Regions from separate parts of the Mus musculus genome. Here regions 1 and 2 are each linked to region 3. Evidence: chromatin contacts called from ENCODE Hi-C or POLR2A ChIA-PET data. All regions are on one chromosome and are shown on one strand. Each heading gives the region's core, a stretch centred on a gene start or an enhancer-like site at or near the end of the contact. The rest is flanking DNA. Distances are from core to core; before and after follow the strand shown. Region 1 holds the start of Psmg3 (proteasome (prosome, macropain) assembly chaperone 3). Region 2 holds the start of Micall2 (MICAL-like 2). Region 3 holds the start of Mafk (v-maf musculoaponeurotic fibrosarcoma oncogene family, protein K (avian)).

Region 1 (2,700 bases), core at 11-2,510, 35 kb before region 3:
TATGCCAGTCTCAGAAAGACAGACACCATATGTTTTCTCTGACTGGTGGGGCCTAGATTTTACATAGTCACACTGAACCGTGTGTGTGTGTGTGTGTGTGTGTGTGTGTGTGTGTGTGTGTGTGGTGTACATTTAAGAAAACAAACAGGAAGGAGGGGAGAAAAGGGAAGATAGAGGGAAGGGGGATATGCTCAATTTACAGTCTATAATTTTAAGAAAAAAGTGCTTTGATTTAACAGGTCACCATTAAGAGCACCACTTGTTGCTCTTGCTGAGGACCAGGTTCAGTTCCCATCACCTACATGGCAGCACATAACTGTCTGTAACTCCAAATCTAGGAAACACAACACCCTCTTCTGGCCTCTGTGGGTACTGCATGCACATGACACCATATACAGGAAGGCAAAAATACTCATGCAAATAAATAAACAAACAAACAAATACTGTTTAATTCTTTTAAGTATTCTGCAAGATGAACAATAATTAGTGTAAATGAGACTTGCTCCTCGATACCCACAAGAAAAAAGGAAAAAAATGAAAGAAAGAGGGAAGGAGAAAAAAATGATGGTTGGGATTTGGCTCAGTTTGTGAATGCTTGCGTAGCATACATAAACTCCTGGATGTTATCCCCACACCAGCAAACCATGTGTGGGGTGTGTTCCTGTCATCCCTGCACTTGGAAGGAGAATCAGGAGTTCAATATTTTCCTTGATCAACCTAGGGTACTTGTGACCCTGTCTCAAAAAACAGAAGAGGAGGGGGAGGAGGAGAAGAGGAAAAGAAGGAGGAGGAGGAGGAGGAGGAGGAGGAGGAGGAGGAGGAGGAGGAGGAGGAGGAGGAGGAGGAGGAGGAAATAATCCTAGAACTCGGGAGGATATGTGAGTTTGAGGCCAGCCTGGTCGACATAGTGAGTTCCAGGACAACTAGGGCTACACGGAGATACCGTGACTAAAAGAGGCAAAACTGACAGACAAACAGACGAAACAAGTTACTGTATATTAAGTGTGCCTTAGCCAAAGCCAGGTACACACCAAGTGAAAACAAATATTAAAATATTAATAATATTAAAACAAATATTATTTTGTGTCCACAGCTAGGACACAAAGCTCCCTACACAGGTGGTCAAGCACCGCCACCGAGATCCTGGAGCTCGGAGAGGCACACTGTCCCTTTAACACGAAGCCTGGACGGCTCCTTTGCAGCACGGAACCTTAGGCCCTGGGACTGCCGTGGCCTACGGACCTTAGGCCCAACGGACAGGAACCGGAAGTTCTCGCCGGGACTTCTGCTAAACCATTGCTGGCTTAGTTGCTCCCTGAAACCGCTTTCTGGCGCTGCTGGTGGGGTGAGCGCTGGTTGCCGAGGGTTTCGGTCCCAACTGCTGTCAGTAGTGATCCAGCCATCCCCAGTCCTGCGCCGTCGGGGCTCCCCGGTGAGCTCGGCCGTTTTCCTCATCCCTGATAATCTGGAAGTGGGACAGCTAGTCGCGGGGATGGCGGTCATCGCAAGCAGTGCGGCGGGACAAAGACGCTCACAAAAGCCCGCACGAGCATGCGCGCACTCGCTTTTGGGTTGGGGCGTGGTATTGATAACAGGGTCTCCCCCATGTAGCTCAGGCTGGCCTCGAACTGGGACTTCTCCAGCCTCAGCGTCCCCTGTCCTGGGATGGCAGACATGTGCCACCACGTGCAGCTTGGAATGGGCCGCTTGTCATTTCTGCTGTCGAGCTCCAGGTTGTGTCCGATTCTGATTGCTCCATCCCTTGTTTTCTTTTCTTTTAAAACTAAAGCCTCCGCTGAAGAACGGGACCATGGAAGACAAACCACTGGTAGTATCTAAACAGAAGACAGAAGTGGTGTGCGGTGTGCCCACCCAGGTGGTCTGCACGGCCTTCAGCAGCCACATCCTAGTTGTGGTGACCCAGTTCGGGAAGATGGGTACGCTAGTGTCCTTGGAGCCCAGCAATGTGGCCAATGACATCAGCAAGCCAGTGCTCACCACGAGAGTCCTCCTCGGGCAGGACGAGGTAATGGGAGTTGAGAGCATCTTTTTTTCTGCTGTCATTTGTCCATAGGGATATGGGGTGCCTGATAGGCACAACTCCATACGTACCCAAACTATGCGCAGTGAGCATTTTCCAGGGCCATTCTGGACTGAGGGTGTCCTGGCTGGCTCGAGTGATGCTTTTCCCAGCGTGTTAGCATTTTACTCAACACTCGGGGAGGGATTGATTTTTATGACATAGCCATTTCCTCAGTTTGACCCTGTCCTGATGGCTCTATGTTTATGTCTGCTTCTTGAGTCTTGACAACAGTTCCCTTTGCAGGCCTGTCTGTCTTGATTAGGAGTAACCAGAGAGACGGTAGGCAGAGGTACCAAGGAAAAGTCTTAATACTGCCTCCTGGGCAGTTCCCTCTGTCTGCTTTATGCAGTCCACGTGGTGCTCTGAATCACTGTTGTCCTAGCTTAGGGGGTTTGGGGAAAGCGTGAGACGCTGGCCTAGGTCTCTTAAGGAAAGCATTAGGAGCAGACAGTGTTTGTCCCCAGTGTGACTATACACACCTGTAATCCTTTCAGGGGGAGGCTGCGGCAGAAAAATTGCTACAAGTTTGTGATCAGACTGAGCTGAGGCCAGCTAAGGGATAGACCTTATTCTCCCTGCATAAGCAAAAAAGAAGGAGAAGAAATAAAGCAAACTAC
Region 2 (2,768 bases), core at 42-2,541, 55 kb after region 3:
CTGGGAGAGGTACTTTCCTTAATCACCCCTGGCATCCTCAGAGACTTGAAAGAGGCTAAGAGTCTCCTGTCTCAAGACCCCTGGAGCGTGCCCCCTCAGCCTTCCTTTCCTCCTCTGTGAATGTAGAGCGGTTATTCTGGCTGGCTTGGCACCCTTGAGGGTGAAGGGAAAGCAGACAGTATTTTAAAGTTTGAGACAGGGTCTCAGGTCGCCCATGTCAGCCTTGCACCCCATATGTATCCTGGGATAAGCTTGGATTTCTGATCTTCCAGCTTCTCCCCGCTGAGGGCTGGGATTCCAGGTGTGTGCCATCACGACCAGTATCTGTCTGATGGGAAAGCACACTACTCAGCAAGGTCCACCCCAGCTTCCAACCAGACAGCTTTGTAGACCCTGAAAAGGGACACTCCTCAGAGGTTGCATCTACCCTAGCCTCTGTTTTCCCATTTGTCAACAGGCTGCCAACTCTAGAGGCTGAGGCAGGAGGATGAGTTAGGCAGACTAGGCAGCTTGGCCTCAACTTTAAAAAATAAAATAAAATAAAAGAACGCTGTTGCGGGTTTGGACTGGAGAGATGGGTCAGTCGTTAAGAGCATTTGCTGCTCTTCCAGAAGTCCTGGGGTTTAGTTTCCAGCACCCACATGGCAGCACAACCCGCTCCAACTCCGATTCTAGAAGAGCAGGGGCCTTCTTCAGGTCTCCCGGGCTACCAGACACACAAGGGGTGCAGATACACTTTCAGACCAAAGCCCATATGCATAAGATAGAATTAAAAGTAAGAAAGAAAACCGTAGCTGGGAGTGTAGCTCAGCTGGTGGTATGCTTGCCTGGCATGCAGGAAGCCTCAGGGTCCATACCCAGCACTGCACAAACCAGGCATGGTGTGGGGCACAAGCCTGTAATCCGAGAGCAGTAAAGGAGGTGGAGGCTGGGGAATCTGAAACACAAGGTCATCTTTGCTTTTATAATAAGCTAGAGGCCAATGCGAGCTACATTGGTCCCGGTCTCAAGGAAAACAAAAAAAGAAAACCCCGACGCCTCTGCTGGGAGTTATGGCTAAAGGCCAAGGCGGGAGCCAACGCCCAGAGTACCGGGCCCCTATTCTTCAAGTCCCAGGAAAGAGGGGGCGTGGTCTTATGTGGGCGTGCCCTTTGTGGGGCGTGGGTGTGGCCTGACCAAACTGGGGCGGTGCGGCCGGAACAAGGAGCCTGTGTGGAGCTTGGAGCTGGTGAGCCAGGCCTTCAAGAGGCGTGATCTTGTGGGGGCGGGTCTGAAGAGGCGGGGCCTCTAGGGGGCGGGGCCGGCGGCCTCGCAGGCGTCAAGAGTGTGTGGGGCGCCGGTCTCCCGGTGTTCTCTTCTTCCAGCCCGGCTGGTGGTCGGCGGGTCCGGGCCTCCTGCGCGTCTCGGGCCCAAGAGGGGCCTGTAGCCAGCTCCTCGAGCCGCCAGCCCGTCCTGCCGCCCATATGGCCGCCATAAAGGCCCTGCAAGAATGGTGCCGGCAGCAGTGCGAGGGCTACCGGGACGTGAGCATCACCAACATGACCACCTCGTTCCGCGATGGCCTGGCCTTCTGCGCTATCTTGCACCGACACCGGCCTGACCTTATGTGAGTGCTCTTTAACCCCTCTGTCGGGCTCTGATGTGCCGCTGCAAACGGGAAACTGAGGCCACGCCTGCCTTGGGATCCGGGTCGGAGGTTTCAGACACACCCCTCTCAGATGGGCCACCCGGGGTAGAGCAGAGACCTGCAGGTACAGCCTATTTGGTGGTCTCCAAGGCTGTGGCAGTCAAGTAGCCTCTGTGCAGGCCACCAAGTGCAGCTGGGCCAGGGGCCAGGACATGGGCTGTCCAGCCGGCTTAGTCAGTGGTGACTCAGGGCAGCGTCCGCCTTCCCCGAGCTCCCTGAGAAAGGGCAAAGGAACAGCTCCTGGGGGTCTGAGGTCTGGCCCCAAGATCAGGGCCATTTGAGGCTTCTAGTGGGATTACTGCCCCTCCTCTAATTTGTCTAGGCATCTTTGGGAAAGCAATCAAAGAGGGAAGCGCAAGCCTTTTAGCACCTTAGAATGACAGGAGACAATGGAGTCTGGGCCATCATCCTTGGAAGTTGTAGGAGAGGACAGGGATTGGGTCTAAAGCCTTCTATAGAAGAAGAGTCTTGGCATAGGAAGTTGGGAAGCAAGCCAGCTCTGTCTTGTTGAAGGACCTTGGCCCACAACTCAAACTGTTCTATCAGTTATTCACTTAGCAAACACTTAGGCAGACTCTGTTACAGGGACCTAAGTTAGTCTGGTGACCAGAGTCCTGAAATGGGACAAGATCACCTACAGCCCATGCCCTTCAGAGGAAAGCATTCTCCTGTACATGGTACATAAATGCAGAGTTGGCTGGTCTGGGAGTGTTTCCCAGGGAGGTCTTAGGGCTGAGTGAGGCTCCAGGCAGCACCTGTGGAGCCCACCTCAGCCAGCCTTCTTGCTGTGCAGATGGGGAAACTGAGGCTCCGAAAAGGAAAAACAAACAAATATTGTTCGTGTTACACAATGTGTCAGGAAGAGCCAGGCCTGGTGCTATCAGACTCCCTTGTGCCAAGCTTTGCTCTGCTCAGGAAGCCGGAATCTTGAGCAAGAAGTAGGCTTCTGCCCTGTGGTTATGAATTCCCCACCCCAACCCCCGAGCTGCTTGGGAGGGCCCCATGGCATGAGCCTCAGTCACTCTCAGGGAGATGGATGGTGTGAGCTCAGTGGGGCATCAGTCATGTGGAAACCAGGAAG
Region 3 (2,700 bases), core at 200-2,699:
AGAGAGGAAGGTTTTTGTCATCAGTGAGGGCTGTCCCCAGTGACATGGGCTGCAGGTAGGTCCTGCCTATACAGCTTTCTTGACTCCATCCACATGCTTAAATTCACACCTACTGTTTCAGTTTGGTTTTGTGTGACAGTGTCTCGCTATGTAACTAAGGCTGGTCTTGAACTAGCTAAGCAATCCAGGCTAACCTTAAACTCAAGATCTTCCTGCCTCAGACTCCCATGTGCTAGGAGTACAAGCATGTGCCACCATAACATAATGGCTTTAGACCAACACCTTTGAAAGAAGTTACCTGGCCCTAAAACACCAGCTCAAAGCATCAAAGTACCCACGTGCACTCCACCAGATACCTTCTGAAATGTTGCTGCCACAGTATGACCTCAGCAGTGCCAACCTCTGGGGTCCCAGGGCTAATTTTAGTGACTCCACAGGAGTGGAAGGGGTGAACTACCTACCAGCTGAGACACAAGCTAGCTTTTGAGGACTGAGTGTACTGAGTGCCTGTCCATCAATTGGAAGGCGAACTGTTAAAGTGCATCTGTGTTAGCAATGAGAGCTGTGTGAAAAGCGAGGCTCAGACTAACTTCCCTAGAGAAACAAGAGCACCAAGCAGCCTCACCTCCCAAATACCGACTGCGTTCTTACGGGGCAAGTTCTAGGAGGCTGGAGTGGCTGTTATCTCAAGGATACCAGAAGAGGAGTCTATCTCCCCCAAAGAGATCTAATCTAGGCACCTAGGACCCACGAGGCTTTCTTCACCTGTAATTTGCTAGAGTTTTTGCTTCTGATTTCTCGCCGCACGCTCGTAAACATGCACACTCTTAACACGCCTATCCGCTCACCCTACTAGGGAACCTCGCACTTCAGAGTTGGATGGGACCTTGGCCCCAGACCACACCTGAAGAAAGTGACGGAAGCGATAGGCTGGCCAAGACGGTCACCTGCCTCGCTCCCCACCCACAGCTTCCACATCCGGCACCGCTGGCCGGTCAGCTGATTAGAAAGTGACACCAGTTACTCAGGCCCTTTCGGGGTCCCGGCCGGGGGCGAGGTGGGGGCGAATTCTACGCCGACGGAAATGGCCAGGTGCGCACGGCTCCCGGGTGCCACTCTCCCGCACGTGGTGGGTCCCGTGTGGGCCTTGAGCTAGGTCCCGCGTGGCACGTGCTCGAGGCCCAGGCTGGGTCCCGCGGCCTTCGGGGTGCTCCTCCCGCAGGTGCACGAACTCTGGGTTCCCCTACCCAGTTCCCGAAGCCCCTCACTCACCCGGGTCGCGCGCGGGGCCGGGCGCGGCGGCTCCTTGCGGACACGCACTCTTCACAAGCGCTTCTGCTCTCGCGCTCCCCTTAGTCGCCGTCTCCGCCTGCGCGCTTCGGACTTCTCGTTCCGACTCGGCGAAGAACAACAAGTCCCTGCCACCCGCCGCCCGCCGCCGGCTCCCCAGTACTGACACCGCTTCCGGGATCGCGCGTCGAAGCGCGTCACCGCCCCGCCCCCGCGATGGCCACGCCCCTAGTGATCACGCCCCTGTTGCTCACGCTTCTTCGCTCACCAAAACCACGCCCTCTCTGGCCGCGCGTCGGCACCACGCCCCTGATGGCCACGCCCCTCGCTGCCCCAGTCCCTGGGTCCTCCTACATGCTTCCACGTGCAGTTGTCTCATTGCTGAGCTCCTGGCCCTGTCCATCCCCAACACACCCGGGGCGGGGTCTGTGCTCCTTTCCCAAGGTAGGGGGTGTCAGGCGAGCGTGACGCACACTGGGTATGGACCCCACGTTTCCTTGAACTTTCAGCCTGGGCATTATGTCTCTATGTCACCCACTGTCGTCTATGCTACTCACTGTGATCCTGAGGCTGCTGGAGCCTCCCCGGGTCTTGGCAGAGAGAATAGAGGCCAACTGGCTAGTGACCATGTTCTGGACCTAACACCAAGCCCACGTCAAGGTGGCGAAGTGGCTCAGTTACACCACATAATCAGCAAGGCAGATGCACCCTACAAAGGAGAAAGAGATATGTATGTAGCATCCTCTTCTGACCCATACCATGACCTTTTGATTTATATCTGAGACAGAGGTAAGGTCTCACTGTGCAGCTCAGAGTGGCCTGGAACACTTATAAAACTTTATTTTTTTTTTTTACTTATTTATATGTGTGTTCATATGTATGTGGATTGGTGTGCACACACTACCACGAATGTGTGGAAGTCAGAGGGCAACTTTAGGGAATCTGTTTTTTCTTTCCACTTTTGGGTTCCGAAAATTGAACTCAGACTTGGTACCTTTACCCACTGAGCCACCTCACTGGCACTGTCTTGAAGCTCTTAATCCTTCTGCCTTCACCCTAAGTGCCTTCACCTAAGCCTGCCCCTCCCCCTCCCCCTCCCCCTCCCCCCTTCTCCCTCTCCTCCCTCCCTCTCCTCCCTCCCTCTCCCTCTCCCCCTCCCCCTCCCCTCCCCCTCCCCCCTCTCCCTCTCCCTGTAAGCAATGGATAGTGTCTTAGTTAGGTTTTTACTGCTGTGAATAGTCACCACGACCAAGGTAACTCTTATAAGGACAACATTTAGTTAGGGCTGCCTTATAGGTTCAGAGGTTTAGTCCATTATCATCAAGGATCATGGTAGCATCCAGGCAGTCATGGTGCAGGCAGAGCTGAGAGTTCTACATCTTCATCTGAAGGCTGCTAGGAAGACTGACT

What was found. Hi-C counts contacts between places; a loop is a spot of excess contacts on that map. ChIA-PET counts read pairs that join two places held with the same protein, here RNA polymerase II (POLR2A).
Region 1: POLR2A ChIA-PET joins it to region 3 with 42 read pairs in Patski. The contact joins the promoter of Psmg3 here to the promoter of Mafk in region 3. A Hi-C loop is called at or near these places in 3 of 37 maps with a recorded cell type or tissue (adrenal gland, gastrocnemius and heart). POLR2A ChIA-PET finds 5 or more read pairs at or near these places in 1 of 5 experiments (Patski).
Region 2: POLR2A ChIA-PET joins it to region 3 with 14 read pairs in Patski. The contact joins the promoter of Micall2 here to the promoter of Mafk in region 3. POLR2A ChIA-PET finds 5 or more read pairs at or near these places in 2 of 5 experiments (Patski and embryonic stem cell).

What each region holds. Positions count from the first base shown.
Region 1 is chr5:139,825,454-139,828,153 of GRCm38, reverse strand. It overlaps Psmg3 (proteasome (prosome, macropain) assembly chaperone 3), which reads left to right and starts at 1,260. Exons shown (of 3, transcript NM_025604.4): 1 at 1,260-1,432; 2 at 1,790-2,026. The coding sequence starts at 1,811.
Region 2 is chr5:139,734,856-139,737,623 of GRCm38, reverse strand. It overlaps Micall2 (MICAL-like 2), which reads left to right and starts at 1,291. Exons shown (of 17, transcript NM_174850.3): 1 at 1,291-1,606. The coding sequence starts at 1,464.
Region 3 is chr5:139,790,285-139,792,984 of GRCm38, reverse strand. Mafk (v-maf musculoaponeurotic fibrosarcoma oncogene family, protein K (avian)) reads right to left here and starts at 1,449. Exons shown (of 3, transcript NM_010757.2): 1 at 1,273-1,449.